2 separate regions of the Homo sapiens genome follow, and region 2 is linked to region 1. Evidence: chromatin loops called from intact Hi-C (ENCODE). Cell type or tissue: B cell. All regions are shown on one strand. Each heading gives the region's core, and the rest is flanking DNA. Links, peaks and the distances in the headings are about the cores only. Region 1 holds the start of TLR9 (toll like receptor 9). Region 2 holds the start of POC1A (POC1 centriolar protein A).

Evidence for each region. A loop is a pair of places that touch in the nucleus more often than their neighbours do. Peaks named below come from ENCODE experiments on the same cell type or tissue, not always from the same donor. Only the 100,000 strongest peaks of a DNase experiment are listed, where the experiment ranks them.
Region 2: it touches region 1 in a loop (9-fold over the local background); 24 of 110 quality-filtered maps call a loop at or near these places.

Annotation. Positions count from the first base shown.
Region 1 is chr3:52,222,698-52,228,865 of GRCh38, reverse strand. It overlaps TLR9 (toll like receptor 9), which reads left to right and starts at 3,221. Exons shown (of 2, transcript NM_017442.4): 1 at 3,221-3,339; 2 at 4,554-6,168. The coding sequence starts at 3,337. TWF2 (twinfilin actin binding protein 2) reads left to right here. Exons shown (of 9, transcript NM_007284.4): 9 at 1-254. RefSeq lists enhancers at 2,088-2,587, 2,742-2,831, 2,588-3,089, 3,342-3,441. In B cell, for the core only: no CTCF peak of the experiment used is centred there; DNase peaks (open chromatin) are centred at 2,275, 3,145, 3,925 and 4,145; H3K4me3 peaks cover 2,775 bases; H3K27ac peaks cover 4,076 bases.
Region 2 is chr3:52,151,307-52,157,474 of GRCh38, reverse strand. POC1A (POC1 centriolar protein A) reads left to right here and starts at 3,052. Exons shown (of 11, transcript NM_015426.5): 1 at 3,052-3,120. The coding sequence starts at 3,103. RefSeq lists enhancers at 1,705-2,681, 2,682-3,659. In B cell, for the core only: a CTCF peak has its summit at 3,165; DNase peaks (open chromatin) are centred at 2,724 and 2,994; H3K4me3 peaks cover 1,610 bases; H3K27ac peaks cover 1,324 bases.

The DNA.
Region 1 (6,168 bases), core at 465-5,464:
CCTTCCCTGTTGCTGTCCCTGCATCTCGTCTGTGTGCCCAGGGTGTCCGGGGACCCTGCCTGGCTGGCTTAAGGGGGCTGGGTCAGGGGCCTGGCATGAACCTGGCCTCCCGGGGAGCTGAGACTAGGGTCCCAGCACAGCCCAGAAACCTTTGGCCACAAGAAGTGGGGTCAGTCAGGGCTGGGGCAGGGGTCACTGCAGTTTGGGATGGTTGAATGCTGTATTTTCTAAAGAATAAAATATTTTTAAATCAAGACTTGTGCTTGGCCCTGAGAGACCGCCTCTGGCCCTGGGAATTGGGCAGTCTTGTGCATATAACTGTCCTTTCCCAACAGGGGAGAGGGGAGTGCCGGCCTGCGAGGTGGAGCCCCAGCACTCCACCTCCAGGTGTGTGGGAGAGGCTGTGCCTGTGAGTGGGCGTGCAGCCTCACGCGGGTCTCCCAGTCAACAGGAGCCCTGCTGGAGAGGCAGGCGCGCCTCCACTGTGACATGAGGGATCTGCATATGGTCATTTGCTGAGGCTGCCGTAACAAATTACCACCAACTTAGTGGCTTCGAAGAAACTCAAATGTATTCTCTTACAGTTCTGGAGGCTGGAAGACTGAGATGGGTCTCACAGGGCCAAAGTTGAGGTGTTGGCAGGGCTGGCTGTGTCTGGGCCCCTCAGAAGAACCCATCTCCTGGCCTTTTCTGGCTGTATTCCTTGGCTTGGGGCCCCTTCCTCCACCTTCAAAGCCAGAGGTGACATCTCTGATTCTGCTTTCCTCAGCCTCTGGGCTCCCATGGCCTTTTGTAGTCGAATCTCCCTCTGTCTCCATTTCATAAGGGACATTGTAATTGCATTCACCCTCCCTGCCCCCACCACCTACCCCTGTCAAGATGGGTAACTTAATCACATCTGCGAAGTCGTTTTTGCCACACTGTGGGGTGTTGGGGTCACGTGTTTGCAGGTTTGGGGAATTAGGACAAGGATCTCTGAGAGGGACTTTATGCAGCCTCCCACATGGGATAAGGGCTCCTCCTCGAAGGCTTCCCAGCCTCCCTGGGCTGAGGCCAGGACAAGTTTTTCTGTGGACATCGATATCGGTGTCTCCAAGCTGAGTGTGTCCATGTGCGTGGGTCTGTACCTGTGTGTGCAGACCCCTCTGTCAGCTTACTGGCCTCTCTGGTTTTCTGCCTCCAAAGAAGGCAGGGCCACTGCTGGGTATGGGGGTCTGGGTCCCTGGTCCAAGGGACTCTGGGAAAGTCTCAGGCTTGGGGCTCCACAGGAGCCCGAGCTTTGGTGTATCCCTCTGAGAGGTGGATGGAGGGAATGAATGCAGGTGCCTTCCACCCCAGGCAGGCAGGAGTGGAAGCATGGGGTTGATGCCTGCAGCCCAGCTACTGAGTGGGCACTGCTCTCCTTCCTGGCTCAGGGCAACATTCTATCCCTGGCGCCTTTCTGAGCCCCTGCTCAAGCCCCTAGAATTGTAGAGAGGAGAGCCAGACTAGCTAAGACCCAGAGGAGGCTTGTCCTTGCCCAGCCGAAACATTGGCTCCCAGGTGGGCAGGAAGACGATGCCATCGCCCCCTGCTGCTGAGCCAGCCAGATGCCTGGCACTATGGAGCCTGCCTGCCATGATACCACCCAGAGTGGGCCTGGGGGGAGCAGGCTGGCAGATGTGCAGCCTTGCCTCCTCCCAGCAGCAACAATTCATTAATTCATTCATTCAGCCTTCACTCAGAAATACCCTCTCTGTGCCTGCCCAGAGCTGACTGCTGGGTGTACATAATTCAGCAGATATCAAGCACTTACTATGTGCTGGGCACTGTACTGGATCCTGGGGATGCAGATAAAAGATCACTGCCCTTAAGAAGCTGACATTCCAGCAGGGGAATAAGACGATATACAATAAACCATGAAAGATCAATGATCCGGTGTGCTAGCAGTTAAAAAATGTTAGGACAAAGAGAAACATAGACCAGGCAAAGGAGCTCAGGAGTGCCAGATCTGGGGTGGGAGGTTTGTAAGAAGGCTGGATGGCCCTGTTGAGAGGGTGACATGGGAGCAGAGACATAATGGAGGCAAAGGAGGGGTCATATGAGACTTGGGGGAGTTTTCAGGCAGAGGGAACAGCACATCCCAAGGCCCTGAGGCAGGAGAATGCCCAGGGGCTACACAGTCAACTGCAAGCAGGCCAGTGGGCCTGGAGAGCACTCAGGGGAACAGCGGGTGGCAGGTCCCATAGGGCCTTGTTGGCCATCTGTGGACTGTGGCTTTGACTCCAGAGTCAGCCAGGGAGGGGTCTGAGCAGAGGAGGGACCTAGTGTGACTTAGGTTTGAACAGTTCCCTCTAGGGGCTGAATGTGACCAGCCCCTGGAGGGCAGAGAGCAGGGCAGGACAGCCAGAAGGGAGGTGGCACCTGCATGGGTCTAGGAGAGAGGATGGGGGCTGGTGGACATGGGGACGGTGGGCTGTGGGCACACCCTTCAGCATGGTGGACCCAGCAGAACTTGCTGAGGGGCCCGGGGTCACCCAAGGCTTTGGGCCCGAGGAATCTGAGTCTCCTCACCTAGATCAGAAGGAGAGTGGGAAGAACTGATGGGGAGGACTGGCTGGCGGCCCTGCTGGGCCAGCACACACCTGGCCTCTAGGAGCCCCATCTGGAGTGACGTGGTGTGTGCTCTGATGGGGCCCCAGGGGCTCTGGGAATGTGGAGGAGGAGGTCTTGTTTCCGGAAGATGTTGCAAGGCTGTGGTGAAGGCAGGTGCAGCCTAGCCTCCTGCTCAAGCTACACCCTGGCCCTCCACGCATGAGGCCCTGCAGAACTCTGGAGATGGTGCCTACAAGGGCAGAAAAGGACAAGTCGGCAGCCGCTGTCCTGAGGGCACCAGCTGTGGTGCAGGAGCCAAGACCTGAGGGTGGAAGTGTCCTCTTAGAATGGGGAGTGCCCAGCAAGGTGTACCCGCTACTGGTGCTATCCAGAATTCCCATCTCTCCCTGCTCTCTGCCTGAGCTCTGGGCCTTAGCTCCTCCCTGGGCTTGGTAGAGGACAGGTGTGAGGCCCTCATGGGATGTAGGCTGTCTGAGAGGGGAGTGGAAAGAGGAAGGGGTGAAGGAGCTGTCTGCCATTTGACTATGCAAATGGCCTTTGACTCATGGGACCCTGTCCTCCTCACTGGGGGCAGGGTGGAGTGGAGGGGGAGCTACTAGGCTGGTATAAAAATCTTACTTCCTCTATTCTCTGAGCCGCTGCTGCCCCTGTGGGAAGGGACCTCGAGTGTGAAGCATCCTTCCCTGTAGCTGCTGTCCAGTCTGCCCGCCAGACCCTCTGGAGAAGCCCCTGCCCCCCAGCATGGTAGGACAACAGCTCTCAGTCCCCTGGGGAAGGGGATATCCTGGGAAGGGGTGGGGAAAGAAGTGGGCTTGGCAGCTGCAAGCAACAGTGACGGGTTGTCACCCACATGGCCCTGGGGACACTCACTGAATCCTGAAGACTTCAGAGCCGAAGCCCTCTTCTTTTTTCTTTTTTTTTTTTTTTGAGACGGAGTTTCGCTCTTGTTGCCCAGGCTGGAGTGCAGTGGCTTGATCTCAGCTCACTGCAATCTCCACCTCCCGGGTTCAAGTGATTCTCCTGCCTCAGCCTCCCAAGTAGCTGGGATTATGGCTTGCGCCACCATGCCTGGCTAATTTTGTATTTTTAGTAGAGCCAGGGTTTCTCCATGTTGGTCAGGCTGGTCTTGAACTCCAGACCTCAGGTGATCTGCCCACTTCGGCTTCCCAAACTGCTGGGATTACAGGTGTGAGCCACCGTGCCCAGCCACTGAAGCCCTCTTCTGAGCAATGAGACCCAAACCCCCAGAGGGGACGAGGAGACTGAGGCACTGATGGAGCTGGGGCTGGAGCCTGGGTTTGGGTCTCACTGGGCCTGTAGCTTGGGGCTGGCTCTGTCTGGCACTTTGCAGGCCACCCCTCTCTCCATCTGTTCTGACCCATAAGGCAAAGGCTCTCGGGCTAGGTGAGGCAGGCAGAGAGTGATGGAGCTGTGCAGTGCCCTCTGGCCAGGGTCCCTGGGAGGCAGCCGGCCTGGGCCATAGTGGGAGACTCTCACACCTGCCTGAATCTTGGCCGAAGGAAAAGGAAGGGGTTGTGGGGTGGCTGGTGGAGGGCAGAGAGCGGATTTCAGGGCAGCTGGAGGGGAGGGAGCCAGCTGCCACCTTGCTCAGGAGCAGGAAGGGAAAGTCGGGGAGAGACCAGGGGGGGCCGTGGGCCACCTTGCCTGGCCTGGTATAGCCAGGGATTGGTTAAGTGAAAGCTGTAGATCATAAGTCTGGATTCTAGGTCTCAGTCCTGGTTCTGAAGCCTAATTCTGAGTCCAAGACTGGGTCTGAGACTGAGTTCAGGTTCCCCACAAGCCATGGGGGATGGGAATGGGGCTTGGCAGCCAGGAAGAACTTCTGCAGGTAGGGCTTGGAGAGAGGGGTTGGAAGATGCTAGAAGATGCCCATGAAGTGGAGTGGGTGGAGGTAGAGCTGGGGGCCGGCCACTCACACAGCCCTCCCACCCCCACAGGGTTTCTGCCGCAGCGCCCTGCACCCGCTGTCTCTCCTGGTGCAGGCCATCATGCTGGCCATGACCCTGGCCCTGGGTACCTTGCCTGCCTTCCTACCCTGTGAGCTCCAGCCCCACGGCCTGGTGAACTGCAACTGGCTGTTCCTGAAGTCTGTGCCCCACTTCTCCATGGCAGCACCCCGTGGCAATGTCACCAGCCTTTCCTTGTCCTCCAACCGCATCCACCACCTCCATGATTCTGACTTTGCCCACCTGCCCAGCCTGCGGCATCTCAACCTCAAGTGGAACTGCCCGCCGGTTGGCCTCAGCCCCATGCACTTCCCCTGCCACATGACCATCGAGCCCAGCACCTTCTTGGCTGTGCCCACCCTGGAAGAGCTAAACCTGAGCTACAACAACATCATGACTGTGCCTGCGCTGCCCAAATCCCTCATATCCCTGTCCCTCAGCCATACCAACATCCTGATGCTAGACTCTGCCAGCCTCGCCGGCCTGCATGCCCTGCGCTTCCTATTCATGGACGGCAACTGTTATTACAAGAACCCCTGCAGGCAGGCACTGGAGGTGGCCCCGGGTGCCCTCCTTGGCCTGGGCAACCTCACCCACCTGTCACTCAAGTACAACAACCTCACTGTGGTGCCCCGCAACCTGCCTTCCAGCCTGGAGTATCTGCTGTTGTCCTACAACCGCATCGTCAAACTGGCGCCTGAGGACCTGGCCAATCTGACCGCCCTGCGTGTGCTCGATGTGGGCGGAAATTGCCGCCGCTGCGACCACGCTCCCAACCCCTGCATGGAGTGCCCTCGTCACTTCCCCCAGCTACATCCCGATACCTTCAGCCACCTGAGCCGTCTTGAAGGCCTGGTGTTGAAGGACAGTTCTCTCTCCTGGCTGAATGCCAGTTGGTTCCGTGGGCTGGGAAACCTCCGAGTGCTGGACCTGAGTGAGAACTTCCTCTACAAATGCATCACTAAAACCAAGGCCTTCCAGGGCCTAACACAGCTGCGCAAGCTTAACCTGTCCTTCAATTACCAAAAGAGGGTGTCCTTTGCCCACCTGTCTCTGGCCCCTTCCTTCGGGAGCCTGGTCGCCCTGAAGGAGCTGGACATGCACGGCATCTTCTTCCGCTCACTCGATGAGACCACGCTCCGGCCACTGGCCCGCCTGCCCATGCTCCAGACTCTGCGTCTGCAGATGAACTTCATCAACCAGGCCCAGCTCGGCATCTTCAGGGCCTTCCCTGGCCTGCGCTACGTGGACCTGTCGGACAACCGCATCAGCGGAGCTTCGGAGCTGACAGCCACCATGGGGGAGGCAGATGGAGGGGAGAAGGTCTGGCTGCAGCCTGGGGACCTTGCTCCGGCCCCAGTGGACACTCCCAGCTCTGAAGACTTCAGGCCCAACTGCAGCACCCTCAACTTCACCTTGGATCTGTCACGGAACAACCTGGTGACCGTGCAGCCGGAGATGTTTGCCCAGCTCTCGCACCTGCAGTGCCTGCGCCTGAGCCACAACTGCATCTCGCAGGCAGTCAATGGCTCCCAGTTCCTGCCGCTGACCGGTCTGCAGGTGCTAGACCTGTCCCACAATAAGCTGGACCTCTACCACGAGCACT
Region 2 (6,168 bases), core at 660-5,659, 72 kb after region 1:
AATCTCTCCTTATTTTTTTCTTTTTGCTGGCTGTTTTTCTCTCTCTTTTTTTTTTTTGAGACGGAATCTCGCTGCGTCGCCCAGGCTGGAGTGCGATCTCGGCTCACTGCAACCTCTGCCTCCCGGGTTCTGAGTGATTCTCCTGCCTCAGCCTCCTGAGTAGCTGGGATTACAGATGCCCACCACCATGCCCAGCTAATTTTGTATTTTTAGTAGAGATGGGGTTTCACCATGTTGGCCAGGCTGGTCTCGAACTTCTGACCTCAGGTGATCCACCCAACTCGGCCTCCCAAAGTGTTGGAATTACAGGCGTGAGCCACCTTGCCCAGGCTTTTTTCTTTTTCTGTTGTGGGAATTTAGCCAATTCAGAGGCCTTGTTCCCCAAACTTTGGAACTTTCCTTCAGATTTGATCAAGTCAGATATAATTCATCAACCTCAATGGGAAAAAGAATGAAACAACAAAAACAGAAACAAACAACAACAAAAAACAGTTAAGCAAAAAAAAAAAAAGTGATCGCACAATTTGTTTATTTATTTTATTTATTTTATTTTTTTTTGAGACGGAGTCTCGCCCTGTCGCCCAGGCTGGAGTGCAGGGGCTTGATCTAGGCTCACTGCAAGCTCCGCCTCCCGGGTTCATGCCATTCTCCTGCCTCAGCCTCCCGAGTAGCTGGGACTACAGGCGCCAGCCACCACGCCCTGTAATTTTTTGTATTTTTAGTAGAGACGGGGTTTCACCGTGTTAGCCAGGATGGTCTGCGATGTCCTGACCTCGTGATCCACCCGCCTTGGCTTCCCAAAGTGCTGGGATTACAGGCGTGAGCCACCATGCCGGGCTTGATCGTACAATTTATATGATTACTGAGCACTCTAATGGTAAGGAAAATTAAGACCAGCTGGTTGTTAACCTTAACTTCAGCCAAGAAAATCCCCAATTCGGCTACTTACCTAAGAACAGGTCTTAGGCTAAAGACTGCTCTCTACCATCCCAGAAGTAGGGAAAACTCAAACTTTCCTTCTCTGTTGGAAGCGAGCTCAAACTCCAGAAAGGAGTTACCTGCCTTCCATCGTCAGGGAAGCAGGAAAACCTGCCTTCCTTGTTGGAAACAAGTAAAACTCCAGAAAAAGGAGTTGTACAGTAAAATAAACTTTAGATGTTAACCAAATTTGGGAAGATCAGGAATTTTGTGGAGGGGGGCTCCCAGGCCTTAGCAAATTGTCCTGTAGATTTGAGCCATAAAGATAGCTCAAGCTGGTACCAAGCACCGATAGGAGATCTGTCAAAGGTCAGGGGCACCTCCACTCAGAATCCTTTCGTGGTTGCCAAACTGTCAACCCGAAATACCTGAGACAGGTCTCAGTCAACTTAGAAAATTTATTTTGCTAAGGTTAAGGACACACCCATGACACAGCCTCAGGAGGTCCTGACAACATGTGCCCAAGTGGCCTGGGCACAGCATGGTTTTATACATTTTAGGGAGACAAAATACATCAATCAATACATGTAAGATTTACATTGGTTTGATCTGGAAGGACAAGACAACTCGAAGTGGGAAACTTCCAGGTCATTGGTAGATTTAAACATATTCTGATTGGCAATTGGTTGAAATAATTATTATCAGTAGAAAGGGATATCTCGGTTAAGATAAGGGGTTATGGAGACCAAGGTTTTACCATGCAGATGAAGCCTCCAGGTAGCAGGTTTCAGAGAAAATAGATCGTAAATGTTTCTTATCAGACTTAAGGTTTTTGTTGATGTTAATGCTGGAGGGTATAATGAGGCATGTCCAACCCCCACTTCCCATCATGGCCTGAACCACTCTTTCAGGTTAAATTTGAGTGCCCTGGCCAAGCAGGGAGTCTATTCAGATGGTTGCTGGTGGCCTTCAAATTTTATTTTATATATATATATATTTTTTGAGACGGAGTCTCCCTCTGTTGCCCAGGCTGGAGTGCAGCGGCAACATCTAGGCTCACTGCAATCTCTGCCTCCGGAGTTCGAACAATTCTCCTCCCTCAGCCTCCCGAGTAGCTGGGTTTACAGGCGCGTGCCACCACGCCCGGCTAATTTTTGTATTTTTAGTAGACATGGGGTTTCACCATGTTGGCCAGGCTGGTCTCATACTCCTGACCTCAGGTGATCCACCCACCTCGGCCTCCCAAAGTGGCAAAGTGCTGAGATTACAGGCGTGAGCCACTGAGCCCGGCCTCTCCTTCTTTTAAAGACTGGGTTTCTAACAGCTTCTGAGGCCTTAAGGATCCTGACAGGGCCGGGCTGCACCACACTCCCTCGTGTTACAAATGGGGAAACCGGGGCACAGAGCAGAGGCGTTTTTCCTGAGATCACACAGCCAATCAGGGCGAGAACTGAGAATCGAACCTTGATCTCTCCACTCCATGATTGTGATTCCGAGTAACTCATGTTATTTTAAATCGACACTTGTCTTAAGAACGTTCGGACGGCGAACCACTGAGAGTTCCCGAGGGGCGAATACTCAGCTCTCAATAGGTTCCTGCGGGGAAAATCTGGCTGCGCCGGCGCGCGCGGGTGCTTTAACGCAATCTGGTTACAGCAACCCACGTGTCCTCCGCTTCCGGGATCCTTAAGGCCGTCGCTTCGGGTGGTAAAACCCGGCCCGCCCTCTTGTTGCCCAGGCTGGAATGCAATGGTGCAATCTCATGTTGGGAAGTGTAGCTCCACCTTCCTCCAGACATAGGGGCGTGGGCGGCTTGGAACTGCATTTCCCAGGAGGCTGCGCTCGCCGTTAGAGTAGCCGGACGACGGGCTGGTGGGGTGAACCCTTCATCCTGGGTCTTTTAATTTCTCAGGCGGAACGAGTGGCGGCGGACAGAGGCTTTTGGCTGCGCTGTCTGTGGGTTGTCTGGGCTTGGGGAACTGGGCACGGAGACCGTGGCGCCGGCCGCCGGTCATACAGCTCTGCTTCCAGTCGTCGGGCAAAAAGCTGAGGCGCTTCTCCTTTAATTGCGGTGGGCGGGGCGTGCCGACGCGGCCCGCGTTGCTATTGGTGGCCGTTGGGGGCGCGGAAACTGAACGGGCCGCAACGGCCACCGCAGCTGCCTTCGGCGCCGCCAGCCCCGCCATGGCTGCGCCCTGCGCGGTAAGCCCAGCCGAGAGCAACTCCCCAGGCCTCAGTCTCCCCGCTGGGACACTGGGCGCCTAATGGCCAGAGCGATGGCTGCGAGGGGCGGGCGGGGCGCCAGGTTCCAGGGTGGTCCTCTTCAGGTCCAGTTTACTGTCTGCGCAGGGGGCGCTGGGTCGGGCACTTTCTGAGCGCCTCCTGCGTGCCAGGCCCTGCGCTGGGTTTCTGGAGCGAACAAACAGGCCTCTGCCTCCATAGTTTGCATCCTAGCGAGGGACACACGACCAAGTCCCGACTCATGTGTGACCTGGGGCCGGTATCGGGCCTCTCTAGCCATTCTCCACGTCCTTAGCAGTGGGTGGCTGCGTGGGGTCTTGTTGAGGGTACACCCTGCTCCAGCAGGTAGGTACAGCAGGACGCTGGGATGCCCGGGCCTGCAGTGTGAGCGGGGCGGAGCCGCCCTCTCTGAGTTCACATTCCTCCAGAAGTCCTCATTTCGAGAGATTCCTTTGAACGGGCAAGGCCCTCTGGCTGATTGGAGAGTCAGGGAGGCTGGGTGGTAGCCTGTGATGCCCTGAGGCACTTGAGGACATGGACGGAGATTCCAGGCTAGGATACAGACCTTTTGACTCCTAATCTGGTACTCTACCTCCCTTCCTGTCCCCTCATGTATAAACCACTGTTGAGGGAGATGAGGCCCACATGCAGGGAACTACAGAGGGGAGGCGGTGTTGAGAGATACCATGGGACCTACTGGTCAGGGGTGGACCTGAACTTGCCTCTGCCCACTGAGCCTAGGGGCGGACACTCTCTTACGCATGTTCTTTCAAGAAGCTTAGGTGAGAGCAGAAGGCTCTGTTGGGGACCCTCCCCCAGCTGCTCCTCCCTCTGTTGTTGAAAGGAGACTCTGACAGGTGCGTTAGGGGTGGAGCTGGGCACAAGGCCATAGGGCCTTTGTTCTGGTTACTGCTCTGTAGGGTGGCAGTGGCTTTGCTGTGCCCCAAGGACATCCTTTCCCAGGAGGAGCCTTTGGGCTTCCTGGAGCACCCAAAATGCTTCTTTGAGGTTTCTGATACTTAGAGTAGGGGGAGATGTTTGGATGGCTGAATTATAACCCTTCAAGTGTTAAGACACAAGCTGCTATTGGATGGAGAGAGTCTCCGGAGTATTCTCTCTGGTGTTTTAACTTTATTAAGTTATTCATACACCACAGAATTCACCTTTTAAAGTGTACATTTCAGTAGTTTTTAGTACATTCACAGTGTTGTGCAACTGTAATCACTAATTCCAGAATATTTTCATCATCCCAAAAAGAAACTCCATACTCAATAACAGTCATACCATTTCTTCTCTTTCCCCATTTTCTCCCAACCCTTGGCAAACTAATATATTAATACTTTCTGTCTCTATAGATTTGACTATTCTGAACTTTTCATATGAATGGAATCAGACAAAATGTGGCCTTTGGTGTTTGACTTCTTTCACTTAGCATGTTTTCAAGGTTCATCCATGTTGCAGCAAGCATCAGCACTTCAGTCGGTTTTATGGCTGAATAATATTCTGTTGTATGAATATGCTACATTTGGTTTATTCAGTCATGTGTTGATGGATCATTTGGGTTCAATCACTTGTTGGCTATTAAGGAAAATGCTGCTCTGAACATTTGTGTACAAGTTTTTGTGTAAACCATGTTTTCAACTCTTTGGGGTATTTACCTAGAATTGCTGGGTCATTTGCTAACCACGTTTAACTACTTTATTTTTTATTTTATTTATTTATATTTATTTTATTTATTTATTTTTTGATTAGGAGTCTCACTCTGTCGTCCAGGCTGGAGTGCACTGGTGCAATCTCGGCTCACTACAACCTCCTCCTCCTGGGTTCAAGCGATTCTCCTGCCTTAGCCTCCCAAATAGCTGGGACTATAGGCGCCCACCACCACGCCTAGCTAATTTTTGTATTTTTAGTAGAGAGGGGTTTTCACCATGTTGGCCAGGCTGATCTTGAACTCTTGACCTCAGGTAATCTGCCCGCCTTGGCCTCCTAAAGTGCTGGGATTACAGGCGTGAGCCACTGTGCCCGGCTAACTACTTTTTTTTAGTCAGGGTCTTGCTCTGTTGCCCAGGCTGGAGTGCAGTGATGTGATCACAGCTCACTGCAACCTTGAACTCCTGTGCTCAAGCAGTCCTCCCACCTCACCCTCCTGAGTAGCTGAGAATACAGGCATGAGCCACTACGTGTGGCTAATTCTTTAATTTTTTTGTAGGGTCAGGGTCTTGCTGTGTTGCCCAGGTTGGTCTTGAACCCCTGGCTTAAAGTGATCCTCCTGCCTCAGCCTCCCAAAATGTGGGGATTACAGGTGTGAGCCACTTCACCTGACCTATGTTTAACTTTTTGAGGAACTGCCAAATTACTTTCTATAGTATCTGTGTTTTTTGTTTGTTCGTTTGTTTGTTTGTTTTTAAAGATTTTTTTTTTTTTCTGGGTGTCTTGCATTTTCATGTGAATCTTGGGAGCAGCTTGTCAGTTTCTGCAAAAAAGACACCTGGGATTTTGATAGGAATTATGTGGAATCGGTAGATCAATCTGAGGAGTATCGTAGTATTGTATCTTAACAATAGTAAGTCTTCCTGTTCATGAATGTGGAATGTCTTTCCATTTTTTAAGTCTTCTTTCATTTCTCTTAGTGATGTTTTGTCGTCTTTACTGTACAAGTCCTGCACTTCTTTTGTTAAATTATTCCTTTTTTTTTTTTTTTTTTTGAGACGGAGTCTCGCTCTGTCACCCAGGCTGGAGTGCAGTGGCACAATCTCTGCTCACTGCAAGCTCCGCCTCCTGGGTTCACACCATTCTCCTGCGTCAGCCTCCTGAGTAACTGGGATTATAGGCGCCTGCCACCATGCCCGGCTAATTTAAAATATTGCTATTTTTTTTATGTATCATAAATAGTTTTATTTTTTGGATTATTCATTGCTAGTGTACAGAAAGACAATTGATTTTTGTGTCTTGATTTTGTATCTTGCAACTTTGCTGAACTCATTTGTTTTTTGTTTTTGTTGAAGCATT